Regions from separate parts of the Homo sapiens genome. Here all the other regions are linked to region 1. A link is an interaction called in ENCODE POLR2A ChIA-PET data of the cell type or tissue named here. Cell type or tissue: CD4-positive, alpha-beta T cell. All regions are shown on one strand. Links, peaks and the distances in the headings refer to the core of each region. The heading gives the core; the rest is flanking DNA.

Region 1 (10,537 bases), core at 756-8,755:
CAGATCAACGCAGCACCTCCCCGTTTGTAGTCATGCCATGAGCAGACACTCACAAATATGGCTCACACCGCCACCTTAACAAGTTACTTCTACTGTTTAAGACTGTATGAGTCTTCATGACCCATAGCCCTGGCATGACGCTGTGACTGTGGACTGGGAGAAGAGGCTGGACAGCCTGGAATCGGGGGCTGGTGGGCGGGGGGTATCTACCTCTCCCAAGGATGCGGCAGCTTTTCTTAGGGCAGCCACATTTAAACCAACACCAGTTTCCCATGTGAGTCCATCTAGTCAAGAATGTTTCTCCCAAAAGGTTTGAAAGCAGGGTCTTAAACAGGTACTTGTACACCCACATACATAGCAGCATTCCCTACAACAGCCAAAGGGTGGAAGCCCCTCAAGTGTCCATCCCTAGAAACCTGGATAAAGAAAAGGTGGCCTCTCCATAGAACAGAATCATGTTCAGCCTTAAACAGAAGGAGGCCGGGCGCAGTGGCTCATGCCTGTAATCCCAGCATCTTGGGAGGCCGAGGCGGGCGGATCACGAGGTCAAGAGATTGAGACCAGCCTGGTCAACATGATGAAACCCTGTCTCTACTAAAAATACAAAAATTAGCTGGGCATGGTGGTGCATGCCTGTAGTCTCAGCTACTTGGGAGGCTGAGGCAGGAGAATAGCTTGAACCTGGAAGGCAGAGGTAGCAGTGAGCTGAGATCGCGCCACTGCACTCCAGCCTGGTGACAGAGTGAGACTCCATCTCATAAGTAAATAAATAAACCGGAAGGAAATTCTGACCCATGCCACAACAGGGGTGGACCCTGAGGACATTATGCTAAGTGAAATAAGCTAGTCACAAAGGGACAAATCCTGTGTGATTCCACCTACGTTAGGTCCTAGAGGAGTCAAATTCACAGAGACAGAAACCAGAATGGTGGCTGCCAGGGCCAGGGGAGGGAATGGAGAGGGTTTAACAGGGACAGAGTTTCAGATTGGGAAGGTGAAGACGCTCTGGAGATGGATGGCAGTGATGGTTGCACAGCAATATGAATGTGCTGAGGGCACTGTACTGATCACTTAAAAACGATGAAGGAGGCTGGGCACGGTGGCTCACGCCTGTAATTCCAGCACTTTGGGAGGCCAAGGCAGATGGATCACCTGAGGTCAGGAGTTCAAGACCAGCCTGACCAATATGGTAAAACCCCCTCTCTACTAAAAATACAAGAAATTAGCTGGGCTTGGTGGTGGGCGCCTGTAATCCCAGCTACTTGGGAGGCTGAAGCAGGAGAATCGCTTGAACCTGGGAGATGGAGGTTGCAGTGAACCGAGATGGCTCCATTGCACTCCAGCCTGGGAGACAGAGTGAGACTCCATCCCCCCCCAAAAAAAAAAAAAAGAAAAAAGATGAAAGTGCTATGTTTTAGGTTATGTGTATTTTACTGCCATTTTTAAAAAGAAAACTTTTTTTAAACATATGCAGAAGATTCTCATGAGAAGTTTTTTGAATTTGCACCAAAATGACAAGGTGCGAAGGGCAAGGCCCTGTACCAGGCCAGCCTCCTTGTCAACCTCCCTGCCCAGCTGGGGGTGTCCAGGGGAGGCGGGATCCTTAGTGTCCCTTTCTGAGGCTGCGGAGCTCAGCCCTCATTCACACACTCTTGCCCTCCTTCCTTGGTCCACATGCACAGCCACCGCTGCTCCTCAGAAGACTGGCACCCTGGGCAGAGGCCTCATACAGACTCCCAGGTGGGGTGGGCCCCGGGCAGGGCCCACAGGTGCAGCCTCCAGGCCTGAGTCTGCGGTGCCCCCACCTGGAGGGTGGGGCTGGGGGACAGCACACCTTGTGGCACAGAGCAGGGGGTCCTGGAGGGCTGAGATTATTGTTAGGGGTTCAATACTTGCTTTTGGGAAAATGCAGCAACCATTTGCCTGTGGGTTACTTTCCTGAGACCAGGGACACTCACCGGCAGGCAGCAAGCTCAGAAGGAGGGAGTGGGGAAGCTCACGTGTGGGGACGGAGGCACCACGGGCACAGGTTCGTGTCACTAGGCAGCAGGCAGCTTGTCCCCAGACCCAGATGTGGCTGCCCCCATTTCACACAGGGCCTGCCCTGCACTGTCCTTGCAGCTAGCCAGATGAAACCGTGGCAGGCTCATGTCCCTGTCTCCCTCCTCAGACAATGGGCCCCTTGTCACCTACAAGGACCCACAATATCTGCAGAGAAGAAGGCAGGACACGGGGAGAAATGTAAGGGATGAATGAAGGTCCTCATATCCTGTTTCCTTCCCGACCGGCTCAGCCCCGACAGCTGACGGTCGTCCCGCCTAGGGACAGGCAGGCACCACAGTGCCCGGCTCTGCTCTTCCTCCTGTCCTTGTTCATTGTTTTCGGCACATGCTTGCCTCCGAGCCTCCTTGTTCCACAAGCCCAGTCTCATCCTTGTCTAGGTTTCACACCTGCCCAGCACTGCCCTTACTGAGGGGCCTCAGTTTCCTTATCTGTAAACCAGGCTCCTGATAGACCTATCGGGGCAGGTGGGGAGGATGCTTTGGGAGCTCCCAGCACATGCACCAGTGACTCCCAGGTCACTCTTCTAGCCCAGGGACTAACCTGGGAGTCCTCAAGGGGCACAGGCCAGGAAGGTCAGGCCCATCCTCGGACAGTGGTGAGGCTTCTCAGGAAAAGGTCATTTCAGCTCTAACCTCTGTACAACACGGCTGCAGGCCTCTGTGTGCAGGGCACTCGGCCTCGTGTCATTCCAAGGGGTCTTGCACACTGCATGGTGCTGGTTTTTGTGTAGACGTGGACCTCCGCCCCCTGAGGAGTGGAACCGGGGCCTCCTCTGGCCTCCTGTAACAGCCCAGCTGGGGACAAACCACTTCCTCCCTTTCACACCCAGCTGGTCAGCCCCACCCGGCTCTGGGGCCACTGAGCAAGTTGTGAAGATTTGTACTGGGGCTCAGTCAGACACTTTGCAGGCTGGGGGGCCCAGGGCAAGTCAGCTGTGTGCCTTGGTTTCCTCCCCTGCAAGAATGGCTGACCAGCATCCGCCCTGGGTGTTGGCAAGCACCGATCTGAATGGCAGTGGCACCTGCTAAGCACGTCCAGCCCCGAACTACAGTGAGCCTGGCACGACTCAGTCACCACTTTACAGATGAGTGTGGCCATGCTGTGTGACCCGAACATGCCTCTGCCCCTCGGGCCCCCTCTGCACAGTGGGCACAATCACGGTGGCATCGGGTTGTGCCGCCACTGCCGCTGGGACCCTGCCATCAGTCCATGCACCTCTTGAGGTGGCCCCGCCACTGTCCCACACTGCCAGGCACAGCACGGGGTGCTGAGGAGGCTTTGGTGGGCGCAGCACTCCTTCCTCACAGCCCCATGCTACACAGGCCCGCATCTGCTAATATCTAACCTGCAGAGTGCAGAGGAAGCTTCTGGAGACACACTGTGTGGGAAAGCCTAGCCCCCAGGACACGTCTGGGACCACCCTCCTCTGTTCAGGCAGAGGAAGGCTCGCGCTACCCCCCGCCCCCCAGGCCTGGGTGACATGAGAGGGGCTGGCCGTGGTCTCGATGCCCTGGCTGGTGCGCTGCCAGCCGATGGAAAAAGGCTCCCTGCATCTGGTCAGCCTCGGACCCAGGCCCCTGCCAGCCTTCGATGGGGACACGGGCAGGCACCGTTCATCTTGTGAGAGCCTAAGCCACCCCCAGACGATAGGCAACACTGTCCCAGCACTCAGCAGTTTACAAAGGCTTTTCACACTTGCCATTCGAGGCCCACAATAACTCTGAATTTTTACACATCATGCTACAGGAACCCAGAGAAAGACAACAGAACAAAAACAAGACACCATTCCGTGCCACCACAGCCACTTCCTGCCTTGAAAACATCCGTCTCCCTCAAATGGCTCCTGCCCTGAATGTTCCTACCACCCCAAAGTTCCACAAAAGCAGTTAGGATCTCAGGGCTCGGCCAACACCTCAGGACCAAGCCCACTCACCTGTCTTCTGAAGGCGAGCGAGTTTCTCCTCTGGGCTGAACTTCGTGCAATAGCGAAACACAACTTCCTTTTTTCTAATTTTCGCAATATGGGTCACAACATGATGGTGCATTTGCATTTCCGCATCATTACGCTGGGTGAGAGGAGCTTGGCTTGCTGATTCTAGAAGGTGCAACTTGCAGGGTGGCGGGGGCAATGGCAAACAAACATGCAATCCACAGCTCTCCACTGATCAGGTGCTAGGCTCACAGCTGCGGCGGCCGTGCTGGTTTAAAGGTTAACAGGGCTGCTCACAGAGGACCCACAACCACCATCCTCCTGCTTCTGCTGGGTGGACTTTTGTGAGTAGATCTGCTGTGTAGATCTTCAGGGAGGAGGGGCCCAGCAGGGAATGAGGGGGCCGGCCCTAGACCAGACAAGCCCAGAGTGAGCCCAGAAACACACCATCAGAGGCTTCCTCAGACCCTCTTGGTTGGGAACAATGAAATGGCCACAAGTTAGAAGGTGAAGAGGCCCCCTGCAAACAGATATTTCAAGATGCTTCCTGGGAGACCTGACCCACGAGGGCTGCTCCAGCAGGCCCAGCACCTGCCCCGCTGAGCAGCCCCACCAGGAGGGCACCCTCATTGTTTTAGGGAGAGAATCAATAAATAATAACACCAGGTCCTGAAGGGCTTAGAGTGCAAAGTCTGACTCAATTTTAATAATGCTTGTTAATCCAGGCTTATATTCATTTTTTTTAAAGCAATTTCTCACCTGGGCATGGTGGCTCATGCCTGAAATCCCAGCACTTTGGGAGGCCAAGGAGGGAGGATCACTTGAGGTCAGGAGTTTGAGACCAGTCTGGCCAACTTGGTGAAACCCTGTCTCTACTAAAAATACAAAAATCAGCTGGGCATTGTGACGCATGCTTGTAATCCCAGCTACTAAGGAGGCTGAGGTGGGAGGACCGCTCGAACCCCAGAGGTGGAGGTTGCAGTGAACTGAGATTGCGCCACTGCACTCCAGCCTGGGGGACAGAAAGAGACTGTCTCAATAAAAATAAAATAATAAATAAATAAATAAAAGCAATTTCTCTGGGCCTCAGTTTCCCTGTGCCAGGTGCTGCCGCAGGTGCCCTGTGAATGGTTACTCATTGGGCCCCTTCATGCCCCTGTGAAGTATGGTTATCCCCGTCTGACAACAGGGAAACTGAGGCTCAGGACACAGTGGTGTGCCCCTCCCTCCCAAAAGCTAAAGGCTGAGGTGATGTGGAGTTTGTCCCTAAGTTCCCTGCCTGTGTGAGGATGCAGAGCTACACCCAGCCGTGACAAGGATGGGGTGGACAGTGTCACCTGAGCTCGGACGCATGGGTGCTGTGGCCTCAGCCATATTGCTGAACTTAATCTTTTCTTTTCTTTTTTTTTTTTTTTTTGAGACGGAGCCTCACTCTGTTGCCCAGGCTGGAGTGCAGTGGCGCAAAGTCAGCTCACTTCAACCTCCACCTTCTGGTTTCAAAGATTCTCCTGCCTCATCCTTCCAAGTAGCTGGGATTATAGGTGCCCACCACAATGCCCAGCTAATTTTTTGTATTTTTAATAGAGACTGGGTTTCACCATGTTAGCCAGGCTGGTCTCAACTCCTGACCTCAGGTGATCTGTCTGCCTCGGCCTCCTAAAGTGCTGGGATTACAGGCATGAGCCACCATGCCCGGACACTGATGAACTTCTTGAAGACTCCATTCTTCCTCCATGAAATGGAGAAAATGTGGGATGCATGTGGTGGAGTTTTTGTGAGAAATGAGGGCTTTGCCTATGGTAGGTACTCAAGGGATCCCAGCCACCAACATCTGAATCACCGTTGCTGTGCTGTCAATGCCGGGGCCCTGGAGTCTTGGCTCCTGCCCCCTGAGGAGGCAGCCCTGGACCATCCAGATGCTTCCAGCCCAGGCCAGGAAGGACAGCAGTGCCTGCCACCACCACCTGGTTCAGCCTTCTCCTCTACAGAGGTCCCCTGTGCCAGAAGGCCAGCAGTGGGGTCCCATTAGGACCAGGGACACAAACCCAGGTACACTAGGAATACACAACTGTCGTCCTAAGAGGGTCATGATAAATTCTGGCAGCACAGCAGCAGGCTGGCTGTGGTGACCTGAAAGGTGAGGGGTTGTGGTAGGTAAGGAACAAAAAGAGGATGGGGAGGGGTTTGTGGCTTGAAAGTAGAACTGAGGCCAAGTGTCCTGTCGTCCCTGGTTGGGGTGAGTGGGAGGAAGTGGTGCCTCCACCTGGGAGTGACATCATTCAAAAAGAAACATGTTTTTGGCAGCCTGCCCCCCAATGGCCCAGTGATCATCAAATGCTGGTTATCTGCCTCTCCCACTGTGAATAGAGCTGACCTGTGGACACTACTGTACAATAGGACATTACAGAAATGATGAAGGTGACTTCCAAGGCCAGGCCATACATAACACTGCAGCTTTTGCCTTTCCTTGCTGAATCACTCACTGTGGGGGAGCTGGCTGCCATGTTATGAGGATGCTCAAGCAGCCCTGCAGAGAGGCCCATGCGGAGAGGAACTAAGGCCCCAGGCCAACAGCCAGCAACAACTTGTGATGTGTGAATGAGTCACCTTGAAAATGATCCTCAGTTTCAGTCAGGCCTTCAGATGACACTGCAGCCCCAGCCACCATCTGTAGCCTCATGAGAGGTCCCCAAGCCATAGCCAAGCCACACCCCAATACTGACCCATCAAAACTAAAGAGTTAAGTGTTTCCTATTGTTTTAAAGTGATGTAGTATTTTCATCATGAAAAAGGGCAAGGGTGACCTGAAGTTGGGGAATGGTGGGATCAGCCCACAGTGGAGAAGCAACCACCAGGAAGTATCAACACATATTCCAATTTCTCTGACCAATTATTTCACTCATGTTCCAATGGCTCAAATGAGTCCTCTACCCCGGAGGACTCCTGGTGACCATGGAGGGCTCCTGGGGACCACAGTGACAATCCATTGGTGCTATTCAATCTCAAAGCCCTTGAATAACTTTGTGGAGTCAGAGGCTCTGCAGAGAAGGCCCTGTGCCTCCAGTGTCCCTTAGCCTGTCCCTCAAGGGTGCTGCTCATCCTCCCCCAGGTGGCTCACTTCATGAGGGGTGGGTGCCTCTGATGAGAAAGGGGGTTTCCCCAGGACTCCTGCTTTGTCCCAGGGACCCCCAGTCCTGTCTTCCAGGAAAGCTGGCCATGGCCAGGGAGAGGAGCTCTGAAGTCCAGGACCCAGAGGGGCCTGTGTGGGACCACAGAGGCCAGGATGGAGAGAGCCTATGGGCAGAGAACTGTCAGCCAGGGGGAGTGCCCGCCCACCAGGAGAGAGGCCCAGGGGGAGCACCCCACTAGGAGAGAGGCCTGGAAGAGCACCCACTCACCAGGAGAGAGCCCCAGGGGGAGCACCCAATCACCAGGAGAGAGGCCTGGGTGGAGGGCCCACCCACCAGGAGAGAGGCCCGGGGGGATCACCCACTGGGAGAGAGGCCAAGGGGGAACACCCACTTACCAGGAGGGAAGCCCAGGGGCTCTACCCTGTTCAGCAGCCCCTGGCCTAATTTCTCTCAGCTGGCCTAGGGGCTCTTCCCTGGTGGATGAGTGCTCTCCCTGGGCCTCTGTCCTGGTGGGTGAGTGCTCCCCATCTGACTACAAGGAACAGAGCCCCCACAACTCTCCCATTGCCAGCACTGCACTATGACTAAGCCTGGGACTGTTACGGCACCCAGCTGGCCCTGGCTGTTACACCCCATTCCTTCCCAGGGTTGCTACCAGTTTATCCGCTGTGGGGGAAAGTGTCCATCTGACGTCTAGTAGTGACACCTGGGGTGCATTTTTTCAGGGAAGCCATCTTACCCATGGTTATTCTGCAGCCTTTGAATGGAAGGTTTAAGGAGGAAGGCAGCTCATATTTACCAAGCACACAGCATAAGGCAAACTCTGCTCTGGGCTGGTTTATGGGTGACATGAGGACGTGGGGATAGGAGGGGTCCTCATGGGGGAATGAGGACATGGGGATGGGGGACTTGGGGACACGAGGGATATGGAGACATGCAGACATGCAGACATGACAACAGGACGTAGAGGACATGAGGATATGGGCATTTTGGGACATGAGAGCATGGGAAGTGGAGGTCATGGAGACATGGGGATGTGAGGATAAGTGGACATGGGAACCTGAAGACATAGGGACATGAAGACATGAAGACACAGGGACATGACATGAGAAAATGGGGAAAGAGGACATGGAAACATGAAGAATATGGAGATATGGGGCATGAGGACATGGAGACATGGGGATATGGAGACATGGGAACACAGGGACTCGGGGACGTGAGGGATACGGGGACATGAAGAATATGGAGATGTGGAGGTTATGGGGACATGAGGAATGAGAACACGCAGACATGAGGAATGTGGAGCCACATGGACATAGAGAAATGAGGGCATGGGGGTACAGGGGACGTGGGGACGTGTGGTCTTGGAAACATGGGGGCATGGGGACACAAGGACATGGGACATGCAGACATAAGGGACACTCGCTTCAGCCATCGACCTTCCAAAACACCCACACAAATGAGCAAGGACATTTTATACAGTCTTATTAGGGCTGATTTTTTTTTTTTTTTTTTTTTTGAGACTGAGTTTCCCTCTGTTGCCCAGGCTGAAATGCACTGGACCGATCATGACTCACTGTAGCCTCGACCTCCTGTGCTCGAGGGATCCTCCCATCTCAGCCTCCTGAGTATCTGGGACCACAGGTGTGTGGCACTATGCCTGGCTAAGTTTTTATTATTTGCAGAGACGGACTCTGGCTATGTTTCCCAGGCTGACCTTGAACTCCCAGGCTCAAGCGATCCTTCTACCTCAGCCCTGCAAAGTGCTGGGATTTACAGGCATGAGCCACCCACCGAGCCTTGCCCAATGTCAGAGATGTGCTGAAGGTCCAACAACAGAGAACTAGTTCAACCAATTACCCTATTTCAAGACTTACTATAGTAATTATATTTTATTAACTAAAATAATTTTATTATAGTAATTATTTTCATTAATAAAATAATTACTATAATACAATAAATTTTGACTGGGCGCAGTGGTTCACGCATATAATCCCAGCACTTTGGGAGGCCAAGGTGGGCGGATTGCCTGAGGTCAGGAGTTCACGACCAGCCTGGGCAGCACGGTGAAACCCCGTCTCCACTAAAAATACAAAAAATTAGCCAGGCATGGCGGCAGGCACCTGTAGTCCCAGCTACTGGAGAGGCTAAGGCAGGAGAATTGCTTGAACCTGGGAGGTGGAGGTTGCAGTGAGCCAAGATCATGCCACTGCACTCCAGCCTGGGCGACAGAGCGAGACTCCATTTCAAAACTAAATAAATAATAAAATAAAATAAATTTCAAAAGCAAGACAATGTGGTATTGACATAAGGATAAATCAATGGAAATCAATGAACTAATAGATTTTCATTCATTTGTTCAATTGATTTTCAATGAAGGTGCCAGTACATATCAATAGGGAAAGATACGTCCTTTCAACAAATAGTAATGGAACATTTAGATAGCCGTACCAAAATACAAACCTTGACTGCTTACTCACACTATACACAGAAAATAGCTAGAAATGAATCCAAACCTTAATTGTGAATGCTAAAACTGTAAAGCTTCTAAAAACACATAGGTGAAAATATTCATGAATTTGTGGTTGGTAATGATTTCTTAGAGTATAAAAGGCACTAAGCCACACACAAAAAAAACTTTATAAACAACTTCTTCAACCTGAAAATATGTTTCATCAACATAGAAAACTTCTGCTTATCAAAAGGCACCATTAGGAACGTGAAAAGGCCAGCCACATATAGACTCCAAGTGATAATGATGTGTCAGTGCAGGTTCATCAATTGTAACAAATGTCTCCTCTGGGGAGGATGTTGATAAAGAGAGTGTCTCTGAATATGTGGGGTCAGGGAATATATGGGAAATCTCTGTACTTTTCTCTCAATTTTCCTGTGAATGTAAAACTGCTATAAAAAAATTAAGTCTTTAAGGCCGGGCAAGGTGGCTCATGCCTGTAATCTCAGCACTTTGGAAGGCCAAGGAGGGTGGGTCACCTGAAGTCAGGAGTTGGAGACCAGCCTGGCCAATATAGAGAAACCCTGTCTCTACTAAAAATACAAAAATTACCTGGGCATGGTGGTGCGCACCTGTAATCCCAGCTACTCGGGAGACTGAGACAGGAGAATCACTTGAACCTGGGAGGTGGAGGTTGCAGTGAGCCGAGATCATGCCACTGCACTCCAGCCTGGGTGGCAGAATGAGACCCTGTCTCAAAAAAAAAAAAAATTAAATATTTTTTAAAAATTTCAAAGGCGGCCGGGTGCAGTGGCCTGTATTCCCACTACTTTGGGAGGCTGAGGTGGGCAGATCACCTGAGGTCGGGAGTTCAAGACCAGGCTGGCCTACATAGTGAAACTTCATCTCTACAAAAATACAAAAATTAGCTGGGCATAGTGGTGCACGCCTGTACTCCCA
Region 2 (10,537 bases), core at 1,068-9,067, 76 kb after region 1:
GAGGTCTCAGATAGAAATAAGAAGCTTTCTGGGAAATGTCTTCCTTTTGGATATGGAAAGCTTACACAATGCCTGTACCATCATTGTACCTTAGAAGCAGTGAACTTGCTTTTTATTTCAGAGGCTCATAGGAAAAAGAGACTGTAGCCTTGACTCAGATGAGACTTTGGACTTTGTAACTTTTAGTTAATGCTGAAACGAGTTAAGACTCCTGCTGGCAAGGCATGATTGTATTTTGCAATGTGAGAAGGACATGATGTTTGTGGGGTCAGGGATAGAATAATAGGGTTTGTCTCTATGTCCCTATCAAAACTCATGTGGAACTATACTCCCTAACATTAGAGGTGGGGCCTAGGTAGAAAAAAATTTAGTCATAAAATGGTGCGGGAAGATCCTTCACGAATGATAAAGCACTGGGAGTGGGGAGTCGCCTGCTGCAGAGGCACAGCCCCATGGACAACCTCTACTAGGGCAGTGCACCTGTGGCTTTGCAAGTTTTAGCCCCACGGCTGCTCTCATGGACTGGGCTAGTGTTGAGTGCCTGTAGCTTTTCCACACTGAGGGTGCAAGCTGTTGGTGGGTCTATGAATCTGGCTCTGCCTCTGCAGCAGGCTTCTGCCTGGAAACGGTGGGAGGTGGAGGTGGGTGTGGGGGGGCGGATCCTTCACCAGTGGTTAAGCACCATCTTTTTGATGCTGACCTTGTGATACAGAGTTCTGATGAGATCTGGTTGTATAACAGGGTGTGGGACCTCTTTCCTTTCTCAGTCTTGCTTCTACTCCTGCCATATGAAGCATCTCCTTGCCCGTTGGACTTCTGGTATGATTGGGAGGCTTCCTGAGTCCTCCTAGAAGCAGAAGCCAGTATGCTTCCTTTACAGCCTGCAGAACTGTGAGCCAATTACACCTCTTTTCTTTATGATTATACACAAAATTAGTGCTGTGAAGTGGAGCTATGAAATGCCTTCAAGGCCTTTTCCCCATCGTCTTAGCAATCAACACTCAGCTTCTTTTCATGCAAATATCTGAAGCCTTCATGAATTTTCCCCCTGAAAATGGACTTTTCTTCTTTTACCACATTACCAGGCTGTGACAAAGATATCTTGAGAATGTAGAAGCAGGTTCAGAAGTGGGTAAAAGACAGAGGTTGGGAGAGTTGAGAACGCTTAGAAAACAGCAAGATGAGGAAAAGTTTGGACCACTGAAAAGAATTGTTAAATACTTGTGATCAGAAGGCTGACAGAAAGATGGACAGTGAAGGCCAGACTTAAAAGGTCTCAGATGAAAATGAGGAATTTCCTGTGAACAGGAGCCACAGTTACATTTGATTGGCCTTAACAAAGAACGTGGCTGCATGGTGACCCTGCCCTGGAGATCTGTGAAACTATGAACTTGGGGGTGATAATTTAGGATGTATCTGATGGAATGAACATGTAGGCAGCATAGCTCCAGAGGTGTCCTGTCCGCGTTGAACAGCCTGTGTTCTTATGTGCGACCTAAGAAATGACCTCAAGTTGCAACTTCTATTTAAATGAGAAGCAGAGCTCAAAAATTTAAAAAATTTGCAGCCTAGCCAAATGGTCAAAAAGAAAAGCTGATTTTCAGGAGGAAAATTAGGGAACATTTAGAGTATTTGCATAAAAAAGAGCCCAGTGCAAATAGCCAAGTCAATGGGGAAAAGGCCTTGAAGGCATTTCAGAGACCTTTGCAGCAACTCTTGCTGTCACAGGCCCTGCGGCCTAGAAGAGAAAAATGGTTTCCTGGGCCAGCTCCATGGCCTCCCTGCTGTGTGCATCCTCAGGACACTGCTGCCTGCATCCGTGCAGCTCCAGCTCCAGCCATGGCTGAAAGATGCACAGGTACAGCTTGGGTCACTGCTTCAGAAGTGGCTCCAAGCTTTGATGGCTTCCACATAGTGTTAAGCCAGCAAGTGCACAGAGCAAGAGACTAGAGGCTTGGGAGCCTGCGTCTAGACTCCAGAGGATGTACAGAAAAGCCTGGGTGTCCAGGCGGAAGCCTTTCCAAGAGGTAGAGCCTCATGGAAAGTTTTACTAAGGCAGCAAAGAATGGACATATTGGATTGAAGCCCTCACACAGGGAGGCACCATCCTCCAAACCCCAGATTCATAGACCCACCAACAGCTTACCCCCTCTCTGTGGAAAAGCTACAGGCACTCAACACCAGCGCTGTCCATGAGGGCAGCAGTGGGGACTGATCACTGCAAACCCACAGGTGCATATCTGCCCAAAGCCTTGGGAACCCAGCCCTCACACCCCTGTGCCATGGATGTGGGACAAGGATTCCAAAAGGATGATTTTGGAGCTGTAGGATTGAATGACTGGCCTGCTGCATTTTGGACGTTCATGTATCCTGTGAGTCCCATCAGTGTTTGTTTTTCTTTCAGGCAATTTTTCTTCTATTGGCTGGGAATGCTTACCCATTGCCTGTACAATCATTGTACCTTGGAAGTAGTTAACTTGCTTTATAATTCAGAGGCTTATGGGCAGAAGGGACTGTATCCTTGTCTCAGATAAAACTTTGGGCTTTGGACATTTGCTGGAATGAGTTAAGATTTGGGGGACTGTAGGGAAGGCACCATTGTATTTTGCAATGTGAGAAAGACATGAGATTTGAGTGGGCAGGGACAGAATAATATGACTTGGCTCTGTGTCCCACTAATGTGGAACTATAACGGGAAATGTTAAAGGTGGGGGCTGGTGGAAGGTGATTTAATCATGGTGGAGAGTGGAGGTTGGAAGGTGGGGGTGTCAGGGAGAATTGGGGGGAATTATGGTGGCATTGGGGGTGAAAGACAGGGGTGGGGGCAGATCCTTCACAAATGGTTAAATACCATCTCCTTAATGCTGTCCTTCTGATAGTTCTCGTCATAATTTCGTAGCTGTGAGATTGAATACTGGTCTGCTGGGTTTTGGATGTGCATTGGGCCTGTGGTCCCATTTGTGTTATTTTTCTGGGAAATTTCTTCCCTTTGGATTAAGAAAGCTTACCCAATGTCTGTACCATCGTTGTACCTTGAAAGAAAAGAACTCCGTTTTAACTTCAGGGACTCATAGGCAGAAGATACTGTAGCCTTGTCTCGGATGAGACTTTGAACTTTTTATAGTTGAGTTAGTGCTGGAATGAGTTAAGGCTTTTGGAAACTTTTGAAAAGGCATGATTGTATTTTACCCTGTGAGAAGAACCTGAGATTCAGAAGGGTCAAGGTCGGAATAATATGGTTTGGCTGTGTTTTGCTAGAAAAACTCATGTGAAATTGTAATCCCAAATTTGGGTGGTGAAGCCTGGTGGGAGGTGATTTAATCATGAATGGGAGGAGGGTGGGGGTGTAAGGAGAAAGGGGTGGGGAGGGTGGGGAGGAGTAGCCTGGCCGTAGTGTGGTGGGAGGCTGGTGGGTAGTAGGAAGGGGGAGTAACCTGCTGCAGAGGCAGAGGCTCATGGGAAACCTCTACTAGAACAGTGCACCTGTGGCTTTGCCGGCTTTAGCCCTCATGGATGCTTTCATGGGCTGGGCTGGTGTTAAGTGCCTGTACCTTTTCCATACTGAGGGTGTGGGTTGTTGGTGGGTCTATGTCTCTAGGATGATGGCCTGCTGCATGGGGCCTTCAAGCCCATATGTTCCTTCTGCACTGCCCTAGTAGAGGTATTCCAAGTGGCTCTGCCTCTGCATCAGTTTTCTGCCTGGAAACAGTTGGGGGTGGAGGTGAGTGGGGTGGTGGATCATTCACCAATGGTTAAGCACCTTCTTCTTGATGCTGACCTTGTGATACTGAGTTCTCATGAGATCTGGTTGTATAACAGGGTATGATATCTCTTTCCTCTCTGTCTTGCTCCTACTCCTGCCATATGAAACATTTTATTGCTGCTTGTCCTTCTGGTATGATGGGGAGGCTTCCTGAGTTAGTTAGCCTAGCCAACTAAATCCCTTTTGTTATGATCATACAGAAAATTAGTACTGCGAAGTGAAGCTATGAAATGCCTTCAATGACTTTTCCCCACCGTGTTCTCTGTTAACACTGGTCTTCTTTTTAATGCAAATATCTGAAGTCTTCTTGAAGTTTGCTCTGAAAATGGCCTTTTTTCCTTCTACATTGCCAGGCTGTGACAAAGATAGCTGAAAATATAAAAGCAGGTTCAGAAGTGGCTAACAGCCAGAGGGTGGAGAGTTTGGAGGACTTGGAAGAAGACAGGAAGATGAGGGAAAGTTTGGACCATTGTAGAGACTTGTTAAACAGTTGTGATTAAAATGCTGACAGAAAGAGGGACAGTGAAGGCCCTCATTGTTGCACCGGACACTTTTCAAGGTCTGTTGATCAATTTCTCTGTCTCTGATGGGACAACTCTGGCTCTTGAGGGTGGCTTGCTGACTGCTGGCTGCATAGCTCAGCATTCTGCTGTGTTCTGAGTAGAAGGGGTGCCTGTGGTTGCAGGGAAATCCACAGACTGGGGCTTGAAACTGCTGTTGGTGCTGATTTACCTTCGAGGCATGGCGCACATGGCAAAGTGGTATTTTCTCCTCCAGTATCTGTCCAACTGCTGTCATGAGCCGCTGAGCTTCAGCACTGCTGCTGTACATGCATGATCAGTTTTTTACTGGCTTTTGGCTCTCAGCAGTGACTGGTGCTGGCTTGCTTTTTTTCTCTGATAAAAACCTCTGAAAAAATTGCTTGATGTTTTCTCCAAAGTGGCTTATTGAAGGAGGCTGTTTCTTTGATGGCAGTAGCTGGATGCCTTCATTCTGATGGGTGTGTTCTGTCTTCCGTCTTCCTGCCCGGGGTAAGTTGAGGAGTCCTCAGTCCTTGAAACATTTCTTCATGTTTTTCTAAGTTGGGCTTCCTAGGGTTCTCCCTCTTGTGAGTAGGGGGAAACATTGGCCTTTGGCTCTGGCATGAACCTTGACAGTTTGGGTTCCTGGGCTCCTTGTGCCCCTGCCCCGGGTTGCTCCTTCTGGCTGCCATGAGGTCACGTAGCTCCTGGGAAGCCCGCATGTTCCCAGTAGGCGTGCTCTGGAGATGGCTCTGGGGCACTTGAGAAGCCAAATTCTCTGAAGCATGGGGCACAACAGATGCTTGCCCATCTGGAAGGAACACAACAGCGGCAGAAACTTGAGGCTGGGTCTCTGACTTCGTGGCCATTCCAGGCTCAAATTCACTAACAACCTCCTCCCTAAGACACAGCTTTCTTGGATCTTGGGAGACAGACATTCTAGGGAGGAGAGAGCTTTTGCTGGCCCCTGGAGCCTCGAAACCACGCACATCCTCACTTGTGGTTTGGATGTTTGCCAACATACAGGTTGCCAAGGGGACTCTGGGTTGTGGCACTGCCTCCCTGGTCTCTCCCGCCCTTGAAGATTGGGCTCCTAAGCTCCTGCTCTGCTGGGTGCTGCCTGTGAGGCTGTATGTGAGGGGCTTAGATGGCCACCTGCCCTCCTGTCCAGCTGTAGGAGCCTTCAAGGACCCATGATCATTCCAAGATGGGATCCTTCGTGGGGCCCTCTGGAACTGCTTACATGCAGGTGAGGAGGCCTGAAGCCTCTCTGGCATGTGAACAGATGCTTTGGTCAGCACCTGCTTTCTCAGACTTGCCATTGGTGGCTTTCTAAGGAACGTGGCCACCTCAACTTTTGAGCCAGCCCCAGATTCACAGGTGGCTGAGGAGGGACCGGCAAGCTGTGTATTGCACAAGGATGAAACCAGTTTAAAGCACTGAATGGGCTTGAGGACCCTGAGGGGTGGACCCCACCTGTGTTTGGCCCAAAACCTCAAAATGTGGGCTCCCAGCACCTGTTGAGTACATGGCTCAAGGAAGGAAAGCACCTGGGCTGTGTTCACACAGGCTTTCCCACTTTTGGGGGGTGCTAGATTGCTGGTTTTCATGTGGGTGTTGGACACGGGAAGAGCCTGGTTGACAGCAAGCCAGGATCGATGCATACTCACGGGGATCAAGCCCTCGTTGGTCTGGCCCAACCTCTTACCCATGTGGGCTTTCAGGATGTTTTCTATATGATTCCTGTCCGTGAGTCTTAATAAATCCCTACCGAGTCACTCCTCAAGGGCTTCCTCAAGTTCCTTTCTGACTCTTCAGAGGTCACCCCCAGAGTCTTCCCTGGGAAGCTTTCTATGCCCCTGGATAGATTTTGCGGGGCCTCACCCAGAATTTGCCCCAGATGTGGGCACAGGTCCCTCTCTAGCTGGAACTTCACCTTCTGTGCCTCCTTGCTGCTTTCACCTGTGGACATGGAGGACTGCCAGGACCTGGGTTTGCCCTTCGCCTGACTTTTCCCTGGCAATTCATCCCAAAGCTGCATCAGATCCAGAGACTCTTGAATCTTGCCCTGGTGTTGAATGAACCACTTTTCAATATGTTGCTCTGGAGTTCAGGACTGACTGGAAAGTTCTCAGGCAGAATGGGTGTCCCCTTTCCTGGGGAAGGTTAGGAGTGGAGACACTAAAGATGTCCTGAGATTTTTGGACCCTAGGGGGTAAAGCCAACCCACCTTATAGTTGTTTCCTCAACAAAGGCCATTCAGGGTGCTGAGTTTCAGGTAGGGAGAGAGCTTGCACTTTATTCTGCGACGCAGGGCAAGCTACTCCAGTGTTCTTCATCGGGGATGGAAAAGCAGGAGATAGGACTGGGAAAGAGGATTGAAGATGGGCCTGAGCCATAGGTGTGGGCCGGAATTGGGGTGTGGATGAAATAAAGGGTTGGGACTCAGGCCCCAGATGGGACAGGGGCTGGGCCTGGAAAAGCAGTGGGGACATTGTAGTCTCCCTTTGAATTGGGCAGACATTGGACATTTCATTGATGTAAGGATGTAAGACCCTTACATACAGTCAGTGACCCAGGCATTAGCCACCAGAGATTCACTGTGCAGAGAGGGGAGGCCCCAGAAAAGCTGGCTATAATTCTTCTGAAAACTTTCCTGCAAGAGCCTAGGATCTGAGAGCTTCTGAGGACTGGGCAGCTATTTTGAGTTCTCTCCCATGTTCCAGAAGGGTTTTGGGCTTGTGGTGTCCTGCTCAGCATCCAGTGATTTAACCAAATTCCCCAAAGCATTCAAGTGCTTTTGTGGGCTGTTTTGGAAATCGTCCATCATTTTCTTTTTCCTCTCAAATGTTGATTTCTGTGACTTGTATCCCCACGACATCCTGGCCATCAGAGCTGAGCAAAAATGGTCTACCAGCTTCCATCTGACAGGTCTCTGGTGGGTGGCGGGAAAGATGATCTTGCTGGACTGACGAATTGAAGACGCACCAGGTTCTGGTAGTCTCCTGCCACCAGGAGAAGGCAGAAACTTGACTATTTGAGCCGCCAAGACCTGAGATGGCTGGGACAGAAGCTGCCAAATCCTCACGTGGAGTCAAGCTTTGAGGGACAGTGTCCAGTGGAAGTGCCACTGAGTCACAGTTAGATGGAGTTATCAGAGTGGAGTCCCACAGGGGAGGAGCAGTGAAGCCTTTTGGAGGAGGCGGAGAGCAGGCCAGAGGATCAGGAGTGCGTGGTGGGTGAGGGAAAAGTGCAGGTGGCTCGGGTGAGGGATGTTCTAGGAGAAGGGAAGGTTCTGGTGGCTGGGAGGCACTTAGGGAGGAGACTGAGGTGGTCATTGGGCCTGGTGGTGGGGTGGAGGCCAGATCCTGAGGATGCTTGGTTCAAGGATCCGGGGAAGCTAACAGGGAGAGAATGGGAGCAGCATCTTCTATAGGCTCATGAGAGGACCGGGAGGCTCCATCAGGTGCTCTTTTGCCCACCTCACCTGGGGAGTCTGGACCGGAGAGCTGACCAAAGTCACCTTTTTCAAGGTGTGGCCCTAGGAGGCTGCAGGAGACAGGAGGCACAAGCTGCAGCCAGGAGCAGGTGGATTCGGAGGTCAGAGTGGGCGCTCGGGCCACAGCCCCTCCACCACCCCACACCCTGACTGCCCAATTCTCCTGCTACCCCTTGCCCCAGGCCTTTACTCTCATCCTCTGTCCCCCTGGTCTCCCCATCCCAGGTCAGCTCCAGGCTGCCTATGGCCCTGAGGTCGCATCCCAGCCCTGGTAGGAAGGATGCAGGGAAGGGGAAGTGCCTCACCTCTGCAGTTGTGAAAGCAGGTCCCAAGTCTCCTCCAGGCCTCTCAGGCACTCTCTACAAGCTGGAAATCAGACCGGGTTAGGGCAGTGAGGGAGGGGCCTGGGATCTCACAGGAGGCTGAGTGTATGTTTCTTCAGGGAAGACCATGGGGAATTAGACCCTGGAACCCACCCATCTGTGTCCAAAGCCACATGGCCCCGATGGTAATAGCAAGGCATGGAGGACAGGGCTTTGTCATTCACAAAGGGCTTCCACAAACAGGCCCCCCACCCCCATAGTCCTCACAACTGCCCTGTGTGGAGAAAGGACTGGGGTGGTCTCAAAGAGGAATCAGCCTTAGCAGAGTTGAACAGCTGTTCCCAGGGAGCGGGAGGCCCCCTCAACCCCCTCCGCATCCAGGCAGGCATTGGTCTCCCCAGAACACACACACTGCCCCCTGCTGGGTAACGCTCAGTCCCTGGCCCACCATGGCTTCATTCCGGCATGGAATCTGAGAAGGACCCGGGGTTCTGATTTCCTTCCTAGGAGCCCCCACCTCAGGCTTCTTCAACTGACTTCTTCAGAGTCAGTTCCCTCAGGGACAGACGAGATCAAATTAACTCTAGTGTGCCCTGGCAGAGCCTTACCTCTGAAGACTGTGGTTTTTCATCCTGCCTCTGGGCATCCCCCTCTGCCCTACTGGACACTGGGAGACAAGATGACGCGAGGAGACAAGATGACACTGGGAGACAAGAAATGGCGAGGAGCTAGGACCGGCTCTCCCTCTCCACCCCCAGCCCAGCCGCAGCACTCTGCACTCATGAACCGCATGGCTCTCTCTGTCTTGCTCAGGGAGCTCTGTGTGCTTCCTCCCATTCATGTTTAAATGGATGATAAACTGCTTTTCTTCTTAGAAAAACAGGAAGAGGGGGCCAGGCACGGTGGCTCATGCCTATAATCCGAGCACTTTGTGAGGCCGAGGTGGGTGGATCACCTGAGGTCAGGAGTTTGAGACCAGCCTGGCCATGGTGGAACCCTGTCTCTACTAAAAATACAAAAACTAGCCAGGTGTGGTGGCGGGCACCTGTAATCCCCAGCTACTCAGGACGCTAAGACAGGAGAATAGCTTGAACTCTGGAAGCAAAGGTTGCAGTGAGCAGATATCGCTCCATTTCACTGCAGCCTGCGCAACAGAGTGAGACTCCATCTCAAAAAATAAAATAAAATAAAATAAATAAAAATAACACACACACACACACAGACACACACAGAGGGATTTTCAATATGAGGTCCACCATGGACGCCATCAGTCCCTGTTCCTCTGCTCCTGGAACACCCAGGCTCAGGCCCACAGGCACCACTGAGCTGTCAGGTAGGATTCTGCTTCCCAGGAGACAAGAGGAGATGCCAGGCCCCGGTGGGAGGCCCTTGGGGGCCCAGCACAGGCCCCATATCACCCCACACAGAGGAGGTTGGGCCCCAAGCCACCTGCCCCAGGAAGGGGCTGATGAGCCAGGGCTTAGGGCCTGGCCTCGGACAGAGACCTCCCCTGTCTCATGACCAGAGACCTCCCCCGTCTCATGACCATTCCTGGCCGCTGAGCCCACGGGTTTGATTTTGCCTTCACGCCTCCTGCGCTCCCCAACAGATGGACTGAGGGCTTGGGATGGAAATCCCTGTACACAATCTACCCCTACCAACCCCTGGCTGCCCTGCCTCTCCCTGGAAGCATGATGTTCCGGTCTCTCCTGAGACTTCCCATCGCAGAAGTCCCTCCACTGGATTTGGAAAAGTGGAACTAATAATAAAAAGGAAGGAGAGAATCAAGCTCTGTGGGTCTGGACTGAGGGCTCCTTACCTTTCTCTTCCCAGGCGATGGTGAGGGTGGATCGTCACAATGGAGGTAAGATAAGTAGGGGAGTAATAGGAAGAAGAACCCCAGGGCAAACACCAAGGTGAGGAAGATATCCAACACCCATGGTGTGGAGCTGGGGGTGTTTAGCGATGAGGGACTAAGTAATTTTAGAGGAAAGGGAAGATTCTCCATGTGAATAGGTGCATTGCTTTCAAGCAACTGAGCTCTGGGCATCCCCGTGGAGGCTAGGGACTGGGGCCCAGGCCTGCATCACAGAGCTGGGCCTTCACATCACAAAGGGCTCCTTTGTTGGGGAGGGGCAGTAGGAGGGGGAGACCGAAGCACAGCCCCTCCCCACCCCCCAAGCCGGGGATCCCTCCACCTTCCCACCTTCCAGATCTCTCCTTCCCGCTAAGTTTTGTCAGTGATAGAACTCAGCCAATTTTCTATTCTTTCTCCCTGGAACACATATTACCTGGTTCCTTTTATCTGTTGGAGTTGGTGGCTTGAGGTTACCTATTTTATGGCCCTTGAAAATCTGAAGTTGACTCTGAAATTTTGGCTATGTACCAGGGATTTTTATTCTCAGAATCTCATTTGTCCTCAACTCCAGCT
Region 3 (10,537 bases), core at 703-8,702, 110 kb after region 1:
TATCCTACTCAAGTTTTTTTTTCTCAAATTGGTCCATGTTGCAGTGCATTATTCTAATTTCTACATATCATTCTGTAGTGCACATATATACCCCATTTTACTTGTCCAGTTTTTCAGCTACTACAAACAGTACTGCAATACATTTCTTCATGAATTATTCTTACTGGAAATGATAATTTATTTATTTATTTTTTTCTGAGATGGAGTTTCGCTCTGTCCCCCAGGCTGGAGTGCAGTGGCATGATCTCAGCTCACTGCAAGCTCCACCTCCCAGGTTCACGCCATTCTCCTGCCTCAGCCTCCCCGGTAGCTGGGACTACAGGCGCCCGCCACTGCACCCAGCTAATTTTTTGTATGTTTAGTAGAGACGGGGTTTCACCATGTTAGCCAGGATGGTCTCGATCTCCTGACCTCGTGATCCACCCGCCTTGGACTCCCAAAGTGCTGAGATTATAGGCGGGAGCCACCACGCCCAGCCGGAAATGAGAATTTCTTAAGGAAGAGGAGTGGGATTGCTTTATCATTGGGCATACTAATATTGAATATGATGAGGTATAAGCACATTATTTTCCAGATTGGCTGTGTCACTCTACGGTCCCTGGAACTTTGTACAAGGGTATTAGTTCCCCACATCCCTACCCATACCTAGTATTATCCAAATTTTTAATATTTTGGCTAATCTGATGGGTTTTAATTTCTAATTATTATTTAATTTGTATTTCCCTAATAAAATACTTTGAACATCTCATTCTGTATCCTTCATTTTTGATGTTCAACTGCTGATGTTTTCTAAGCCTCATCTCTCTCTCTTTTTTTCCTGGACAAACTGAGAAAAAAGCCCATGAGTTCCCTCCATTGTTGCTGGGAAATTCCAACTACATAAGGGAATAGTTAGCCCAGCCCCACCCGCCCCTGCCATAAACTCCCAAGACAGTCCTTTCCTTGCTCACTCTAGCCCCATCTGGACCTGCTTGGAGCTGTCCCCAGAAAGCCTCATTATGTGAGTAACAAATCTTTTTACACCCTCTTATTGTGTGTGTCTCATCGTCACTCTTGACATCTGAACCAAGTTTGGGGTGGGGTCCATTTCTCCTTGCAGGTCATTTACAGCTGGGGCAATAAGCAGGATGTCAAGGCAATGACCACCCCCACAGGGGTCTTTCTCCTCTTCCCAACTGGTTATACTGCCTGCTGGCAAGTATGCACTTTGCCTCTGTCCTATACATAACTAACCTACATTAGAAGTTATCATGGACATTTAGAGGCAGGTGTAAGGGCTTTGGGCCCTCCTTAAAGTTGCCCAGGTCCATGTGTCTCAGCCCAGCATAATCTGTGTCTTAGATTATGTGTCTCAGCTGCAGCATAAGCTCTGAGTGATAATTGGCTCATGGGAACAACTTTTACTCTGTGACTGTTATTTGTGTGTCTCAGTCAGGCATTGGCCCTATTGTATACAGCACTCAGGGGAAAGACCAATACTGTTTGCATTTAAGGGTCTGGCTGTTTGTGTGAAGGAAGACAAGATACAATGTAGCATGTAAAAGCAGGTGGCTTGCCTTTCAAAATGTTGTCATCTTCTCTTGGAGTTTTTTTACTTTTCCCTCTAATCCATCTTCTCAGATAATTCATTCTGCTTTTCTACTTATTTTTCTCATTTACAAAAGCCTCTTTCTTACCTCCCAGTCATATCACCTACAACCATGTCTGTGTTTTCTCATGCCTAGATTATTCTAATCCTATTTGTATGTGATAATCCCATTCTTTCTTTTTCACTATTTCATCTCAGATGCTGCTGATAGATTTCACTACTTAAAACATTGTGTGCTGTGTTTATCCTGTCATAGCTACATGGAAGAAAACTAAAGTTACTACTTAATATCTAACATGTGACAGATTCTCCTCTCAGTAGGTTTGTAAGCTAGAGAAAGAATATGGCCTCATATTTGCAATTCACATTTGTCCCTGTTTTCTATAACCATTTCTATCCTATTTTAAGATTTTCTTTAATTCTCCCTTTTCATCGAGCCCTTTGATTATTATGTTATCTATCTGCGTATTCAAATAATACACATATTTTGGCTGGGCACAGTGGCTCACGCCTGTAATCCCACCACTTTGGGAGGCTGAGGTGGGTGGATTACCTGAGGTCAGGAGTTTGAGACTAGCCTGGCCAACATGGCGAAACCCCATCTCTACTAAAAGTATGAAAATTAGCCAGGCGAGGTGGCAGGGGCCTGTAATCCCAGCTACTCAGGAGGCTGAGGCAGGAGAATCACTTGATCCCAGGAGGTGGAGGTTGCAGTGAGCTGAGACCGCGCCACTGTACTCCAGCCTGGGTGACAAGAACGACACTCCGTCTCAAAAAAAAAAAAAAAAAAAAAAAAGGCTGGGCGTGGTGGCTCACGCCTGTAATCCCAGCACTTTAGGCTGAGGCAGGTGGATCACAAGGTCAATTAGCCAGGCATAGTGGCAGGCGCCTGTAGTCCCAGCTACTTGGGAGGCTGAGGCAGGAGAATGGTGTGAACCCAGGAGGCGGAGCTTGCAGTGAGCCGAGATCGTGCCACTGCACTCCAGCCTGGGCAACAAAGTGAGACTCTATCTCAGAAAACAAAAACAAAAACAAAAACAAACAAAAAACCAAATAATACACATATTTTGTGCTCAGCTTTCACTTACTCCTTGAATTTGACCTATTGCAGCATACAACCTCCAGAAATTCAGAGAAACCTACATTAAATTACATGATAACTGAGGCTTTTACTCTTGTACATTAAAATGCAAAGTTTCTGTAGAAAATAGTGAAATTAAATTCCTGAATTTGTGTTATAAGCAGAGGAGGTCGTTTTGCTCTATTTCAGAAAGATTTTAAAATTTTTCTTTTAGGAGCAATTCAAAGGGCTAGAAAAACTAATTGGAAAGAGGATAACTGCATGAAATCTTGAAAATTTCAGTCTTTGTGCATTACACTTTTGTTAACGTGCACATCTATGCCAATTCAAATATAAATATGAGTGGTTCAGAGTACCTTTTTGTTGTTTGTTTTTAAGTTAAAAGAGAGCCTCTCTAGAGTTGTGGTGAAATTTGAAATTAGCTTTTAAAGCAGAGAACCCCAAATGATTAATGAAGAACAATGAATTTTTGATAGAAACAAAAGATCAGAAAAAGGAAGCTTAAATGGAGAAAATGAAAAGACTGTATGTTTGGGTTCATTGATAAAATAGACTGCAGTGACTAATGGAAAGATGTGTGTTAGTCCCTTTTCGATGGCCATAACACCGGGCAACTCTGTTTCCATGGCCGTTCAGGGACAAAGTTTCTAGAAAGTCATTGTACCACCATCCCCTAGGGCAAGGGCTGACAAATTTTTTGTAAAGGCACAAAAGTAAATAGGCTTTGTGGACCATATGGCTACTGTCACAACTGCTTATTTCTGCAGTTGTAGCCCCAAAGCAGCTATAGACAATACATCAATGTATGGGTGTGGCTGTGTTCCAATAAAAACTTTATGGACACTGAAATTTGAATTTCATATAATTTTCATATGTCGTGAAGTAGTATTCTTCTTTTAATTTTTTGACCATTTAAAAATGTAAAATACATTGTTAGCTTTTGGATAGAGGCCTGGATTTGGCCCAAGGGCTTCAGTTTTCTGACCCCTGCCCTAGGGCATTGCCAGCTTCATAGAACTGGGTGCTGCCAAGTTGGAATATACTGGTGGGAAAAGAAGAGGTTTGTAGGAGACAAACCCACTTTCTTAAGACATTGGCCTTATCACTTCCACTGATGAGTGAAAAAGAGTTACTCAGTGCCACCTAGTGACAAATGAAGCTGAACAAACCTAGTGTTGTGAAGCAGCCATGTGCTTGGCTACAAGCTTAATATTGTGAAGGAAGGGCACAGGTTTGATGAACAACTTTCAGTCTTCTCTTCTGATGTCTAGTTCTTTCCTGTTATGTCTTCTACCAGATGCATTTATCACATCAGTACCCCAAACCAGGGATGAAGAATTGAACCATAGGCCAGACACGGTGGCTCACACCTGTAATCCCAGCACTTTGGGAGGCTGAGGCAGGCAGATCACTTGAGGTCAGGAGTTTGAGACCAGCCTGGCCAACATGGTGAAACCCCATCTCTACTAAAAATACAAAAATTTGTATTTTTACAAATACATGTATGGCGGCACATGTCTGTAGTCCCACCTGCTCATGTGGCTAAGGCAGGAGAATTGCTTGAACCCGGGAGGCGGAGGTTGCAGTGAGCCGAGATCGCGCCATTGCACTCCAGCCACTCCAGCCTGGGTGATAGAGTGAGGCTCCATCTCAAAAGAAAATAGACCAATTGTTACATAGAGTTGATTCAAGGAAAACACAGATAAATGAGAGAGGCTATATAAATATAACAAATGTATATAAATTTTTCTGTTTGGCCAAGTTAGGATGACTAAGATATCGTAATTTTACTGTAAACATAAATACATTGGTATTTAGGGCACAGTGGATCATAGGGAGAAGAGAAAACAGGAAGATTGTGAGGATTTACAGATTAAGGAAAAGAATCTAGACTCAGAAATACTTCTTTTCACAGAGTTTATCACTTTGTTCTTCTGACACCTCACTCACCATGTAGTTCTACTACATTTGCACTGAATTGCAATCTCTTCTTCCCCAATTACTAAACATTTGATTTGGGCAAATTTAACTAAACTCTTCTGTGGCTCAGTTTCCTCATCTGTAAACTAGAAACAATAATAATACCAACAGCAAAGGGTTACAATAAAGTGCTTTTTGTTTTTGTTTTTAAGAGACAGGGTCTTGGCTGGGCTTGCTGGCTTACGCCTGTAATCCCAACATTTTGGGAGGCCGAGGCGGACAGATACTTGAAGTCAGGAGTTTGAGACCAGCCTGGCCAACATGGTGAATCCCCGTCTCTACTAAAAATACAAAAATTAGCCAGTTGTGGTGGCATATGCCTGTAGTTCCAGCCACTCATGAGGCTGAGGCACAAGAATCCCTTGAACTCAGGAGGTGGAGGTTGCAGTGAGCTCTGATCATGCCATTACACTCTAGCCTGAGCAACAGAGTGAGACCCTGTCTTAAAAAAGAAAAAAAAAAAAGAGAGAGAGAGAGACAGAGTCTCACTCTGTCACCCAGGCTGGAGTGTAATGGTGCGATCAGAGCTCACTGCAGCTTCAAACACCTGGGCTCAAGTGATCCTCCTGCTTCAGCCTCCTAAGTAGCTGGGACTATAGGCATGTGCCACTAGGCCCAGCTAATTGTTTTTTCATTTTTCTGTAGAGATGGGGGTCTCACTATGTTTCCCAGGCTGGTCTCAAACTCCTGGGCTCAAGCAATCCTCTCATCTCAGCCTCCCACAGTGCTGGGATTACAGGCATGAACCACCACACCGGGCCGTGATAAAGTTTAAGTGAATTAATATAGAACTTAGAACAGCACATCTAAATGATATTGTTTATCATGTTATAAATGTTAGTATTAATATTATTACTCTACATCATTGTATTACATATTATATATAAATGAGTTATTATACCTATATATTTATGTATATTTAAAATACTTATGTACATTTGTTATATTTATATAGTCTCTCTCATATCTCTGTGTCTGCCTTGAATCAACTCTTTTTTTTTTGGAGATAGAGTTTCGCTCTTGTTGCCCAGGCTGGAGTGCAATGGCAAGATCTCGGCTCACCGCAACCTCTGCCTCCTGGGTTCAAGTGATTCTCCTGCCTCAGCCTCCTGAGTAGCTAGGATTACAGGCATGCACCACCATGTCCGGCTAATTTTGTATTTTTAGTAGAGATGAGGTTTCTCCATGTTGGCCAGGCTGGTCTTCAACTCCTGACCTCAGGTGATCCGCCTGCCTCAGCCTCCCAAAGTGCTGGGCTTACAGGCGTGAGCCACCACACCCGGCCTGAATCAAAGGTCTATTGTATTTTTATTTATTTATTTATTTATTTATTTATTTATTTATTTATTTATTTTGGAGACAGAGTCTTGCTCTGTCACCCAGACTAGAGTGCAATGGCGCAATTTCAGCTCACTGCAACCTCTGCCTTCAAGCCATCAAGCCATTCTCTTGCCTCAGCCACTTGAGTAGCTGGAATTACAGGCATGTACCACCACGCCTGGCTAATTTTTAGTAGAGACAATATTTTGAGTGTTTTTTAGCAGAGACAGAGTTTTGCTATGCTGGCCAGGCTGGTCTCAAACTCCTGGCCTCAAGTGATCTGCCCACCTCAGCCTCCCAAAGTGCTAGGATTACAGGCATGAGCCACCGCACCTGGCCTTATTTTCTGTTAATTGTTCTTTTTGTCAGTCTTATCTTTTCTTTCTTTTTTAGATGGGGACATTGGTTTTGGACCTTTACAACAGAGGATGTCTGAAGAAGTTTCTTTCCAGTCTGAGATTAATATTAATCTCTTCACAAGAGATGACCCATATTCCATTTTAGAAGAATTGTGGAAAGACGATGAACACACAAGAAAATGTGGAGAAAACCAGAACAAACCTTTAAGTCGTGTTGTCTTCATTAACAAGAAAACACTAGCTAATGACAGCATCTTTGAATATAAGGACATTGGGGAAATAGTTCATGTAAACACACACCTGGTTTCCTCAAGAAAAAGACCCCATAACTGTAACTCGTGTGGAAAGAATTTGGAGCCTATCATAACCTTATATAATAGAAACAATGCAACAGAAAATTCTGATAAGACTATTGGAGATGGTGATATTTTCACTCATTTGAATTCTCATACAGAAGTGACTGCTTGTGAATGTAACCAATGTGGGAAACCTCTGCATCATAAGCAAGCTCTCATTCAACAACAGAAAATTCATACTAGAGAGAGCCTCTATTTGTTTTCTGACTACGTAAATGTTTTCTCCCCGAAGTCACATGCCTTTGCACATGAGAGTATTTGTGCTGAAGAAAAGCAGCATGAATGCCATGAATGTGAGGCAGTCTTCACTCAGAAGTCCCAGCTTGATGGCAGTCAGAGGGTTTATGCAGGAATATGCACTGAATATGAGAAGGATTTTTCCCTCAAGTCAAACCGTCAGAAAACTCCTTATGAGGGGAATTACTATAAATGCAGTGACTATGGAAGAGCCTTTATCCAGAAGTCAGATCTGTTCAGATGCCAGAGAATTCATTCTGGAGAAAAACCTTATGAGTACAGTGAATGTGAGAAAAACCTCCCTCAGAATTCAAACCTTAATATACATAAAAAAATTCATACTGGAGGGAAACACTTTGAATGTACTGAATGTGGAAAAGCTTTCACAAGGAAATCAACACTAAGTATGCATCAGAAAATCCATACAGGAGAAAAACCTTATGTATGTACTGAATGTGGGAAGGCCTTTATCCGGAAGTCACATTTTATCACACATGAAAGAATTCATACTGGAGAAAAACCCTATGAATGCAGTGACTGTGGGAAATCCTTTATTAAAAAATCACAACTCCATGTGCATCAGCGAATTCACACAGGAGAGAATCCCTTTATATGTTCAGAATGTGGGAAGGTCTTCACTCACAAGACAAATCTCATTATACACCAGAAAATTCATACAGGAGAAAGACCCTATATATGTACTGTGTGTGGTAAGGCCTTTACTGACAGGTCAAATCTCATTAAGCACCAAAAAATTCATACTGGAGAGAAACCTTATAAATGCAGCGACTGTGGAAAATCATTCACCTGGAAGTCTCGGCTCAGGATACATCAGAAGTGTCATACTGGAGAGAGACATTATGAATGCAGTGAATGTGGGAAAGCATTCATTCAGAAGTCAACATTAAGTATGCACCAGAGAATTCATAGAGGGGAAAAACCATATGTTTGCACTGAATGTGGTAAGGCCTTCTTCCACAAATCCCATTTTATTACACATGAGAGAATTCATACTGGAGAGAAACCCTATGAATGCAGTATTTGTGGGAAATCCTTCACTAAGAAATCACAGCTCCACGTACATCAGCAGATTCACACAGGAGAGAAACCCTATAGGTGTGCTGAATGTGGAAAGGCTTTTACTGACAGATCAAATCTCTTTACACACCAGAAAATTCACACTGGAGAGAAACCTTATAAATGTAGTGACTGTGGGAAAGCCTTCACTAGGAAGTCAGGTCTCCATATACATCAGCAATCCCATACTGGAGAAAGGCATTATGAGTGCAGTGAATGTGGGAAAGCCTTTGCAAGAAAATCAACACTAATTATGCATCAGAGAATTCATACAGGAGAGAAACCCTATATTTGTAATGAATGTGGGAAATCCTTCATCCAGAAGTCACACTTAAATAGACACAGGAGAATTCATACTGGAGAGAAACCCTATGAATGCAGTGACTGTGGCAAGTCTTTCATTAAGAAATCACAACTCCATGAGCATCATCGAATTCACACAGGAGAGAAACCATATATATGTGCTGAGTGTGGAAAGGCCTTCACCATCAGATCAAATCTTATTAAACACCAGAAAATTCATACTAAACAGAAACCCTATAAGTGCAGTGACTTGGGGAAAGCCTTAAACTGGAAGCCACAACTCAGTATGCCTCAGAAATCTGACAATGGGGAAGTAGAGTGCTCCATGCCACAATTATGGTGTGGGGACTCAGAAGGTGACCAAGGCCAACTTTCTTCTATCTAGTTAGAATTATGAACATCTGGATCATATAGCTGATGTGTAGTTACACATATGGGGAGACACTTTTGAGAGTGTTTAAGCAATGTATAGTGGCCATCTTTGGTTACTTGATATTGGTGTTGTCAAGCTCCTGCAAATAATAGTAAATGTGCAAGGAGATGATTGGCAGTCTTTCTTGTTTCACTTTTTGGGCAAACAGTTTTATAAATTCATGGCTGTTGAGTTTTTCATGTTCTGGGTACCACAACTATTCAATATTGACCCGCAAAAATTCATAATGAGTAGTATGATGAGATAATTTTACATTGTCTAAGCAGCCTAAGGACACTGAGATCAAGGCAAAGAGAGGGCAATTTAGGTCTATAATGAAAGTGAATCAGCAGTTTTTGTGAAAACACTAAAGACAGAAAGAAAGGACTCTACTTTTTTTAAAATTTTCTTTGGGAAGTCACCATTATTTATTGTTATATCTGTTGGCGTATGCTGGGGCAGCAGTTAGCCAAGAGGTCTGAAATTGCTCTTTGCCTATTTCTCAAAAGTCTATATTATTACCTTAGAACTGGCCCTACGATCATGGAACTTAGATACAGGGACCCAGGTCTAGATAGCAGCACTTTAGATCCTCAGCTTTCACCACAGAAACCTGCACTTTTTTGATGTTGTTGTTACCAACTCCTGTTTGAAAAATAGGACAAATTAAGAAAATGGATATCAAATCCTAAAATTTTTTCCCACTAATTTTGTTAGTACATTCTCTACATGTTCGTTACTTGCTAGATTACCATGAGACACAAGCATCTTGAATTTTAGTTTGTGTCCTTAGAAGATAAAATGTAGTTGAACATTTGGAAGACTTCTCCTTTTATCTCCTCACAATCTCTACAAACTAATCTTAATTAATTTTGTTTTTCAAATTCTCTGTATTTGAATAGACTTTTTTGTCTTTTCTTCTATCAAATACTGAAAGAACTGTGTTGTAATTTTACAAATAATTGTGAATTTGTCTCCTTTAGAGCTACTAATTTTTGCTTTATATATTTTGTCTTTGATTTTACATACAATTTAGAATTGTTGTAATCTTCCTGGTTAATTGACACATTATCATTATTAGATGTTTCTTTTTATCTCTAGTAATTTTTTGCCTTAAATGTACTATGTCAGATACTAATATACATATGGATTAAAAGCTAATGTAAATTAGTACTAACATTTCTGGACAAGGGGAGAAGTTATAACATTATAATTTCATTTATTTGTCTCTTATATGGTATTAATTTTGTATATTTGGATTCTGTACATGGTGAACATAGCCAATCATTATTTGAGTCAATATCCATTTAAATTAACCCACATATTTATCATTTTAATTACTTTTTTATTCCTTCCTGTCCTTTAAGTTTTCCTCTAGAATTATTTTGCTTCTTACTGAGGAACACCCTTTAGTATTTCTTTTACTGTGAGTTTGGTGGTGACAAATTGTTCTTCATTTGTTGGCAGTGTTTTATTTTGCCTTCATTTTTGAAGGATACTTTTACTGAATATAGAATTCTAAGTTGAAAGTTGTTTTCTATTAGTATTTTGATGATATTTTATTTTGGTTTGTCTTTTATTGTTTTATTGAGAAGCTTTATATAATTACCTTTGCAGGCAATCTGCTTTTCTGTCTCCTTTGAAATTTATCTATTTGTCTTTGTTTTTTAACTGTTGCACATTGATATGCCTAGGTGTAATTTTTCCATGTATTTATCCTCCTTGGAGTTTATAATGTTTTTTAAATCTGTGGTTTAGTGGTTTTGGGGTGTGTGTGTGCACGTGTGCGTGTACGTGTGTGCACATGTGCATTTGGGGAAATTC

Evidence for each region. Peaks named below come from ENCODE experiments on the same cell type or tissue, not always from the same donor. Only the 100,000 strongest peaks of a DNase experiment are listed, where the experiment ranks them.
Region 2: POLR2A ChIA-PET joins it to region 1 with 16 read pairs; 5 of 35 experiments call an interaction of 5 or more read pairs at or near these places.
Region 3: POLR2A ChIA-PET joins it to region 1 with 14 read pairs; 4 of 35 experiments call an interaction of 5 or more read pairs at or near these places.

Annotation. Positions count from the first base shown.
Region 1 is chr9:92,957,814-92,968,350 of GRCh38, reverse strand. All of the region lies in intron 1 of FGD3 (FYVE, RhoGEF and PH domain containing 3), which reads right to left. Among named protein-coding and RNA genes, the nearest start is that of FGD3, 16 kb to the right of the region's middle. RefSeq lists enhancers at 2,581-3,212, 3,849-3,958, 4,239-4,358. In CD4-positive, alpha-beta T cell, for the core only: no CTCF peak of the experiment used is centred there; DNase peaks (open chromatin) are centred at 3,870, 4,140, 6,190, 6,550 and 1 weaker place; H3K4me3 peaks cover 4,633 bases; H3K27ac peaks cover 7,601 bases.
Region 2 is chr9:92,882,178-92,892,714 of GRCh38, reverse strand. It overlaps the pseudogene SPATA31B2P. Among named protein-coding and RNA genes, the nearest start is that of ZNF484, 9.4 kb to the right of the region's middle. RefSeq lists enhancers at 1,094-1,594, 9,064-9,580, 9,581-10,098. In CD4-positive, alpha-beta T cell, for the core only: no CTCF peak of the experiment used is centred there; DNase peaks (open chromatin) are centred at 4,524 and 5,314.
Region 3 is chr9:92,844,377-92,854,913 of GRCh38, reverse strand. It overlaps ZNF484 (zinc finger protein 484), which reads left to right. Exons shown (of 5, transcript NM_031486.4): 5 at 6,363-10,537. The coding sequence ends at 8,686. Among named protein-coding and RNA genes, the nearest start is that of ZNF484, 28 kb to the left of the region's middle. In CD4-positive, alpha-beta T cell, for the core only: CTCF peaks have their summits at 3,620 and 3,823 (motif pointing left); a DNase peak (open chromatin) is centred at 3,823.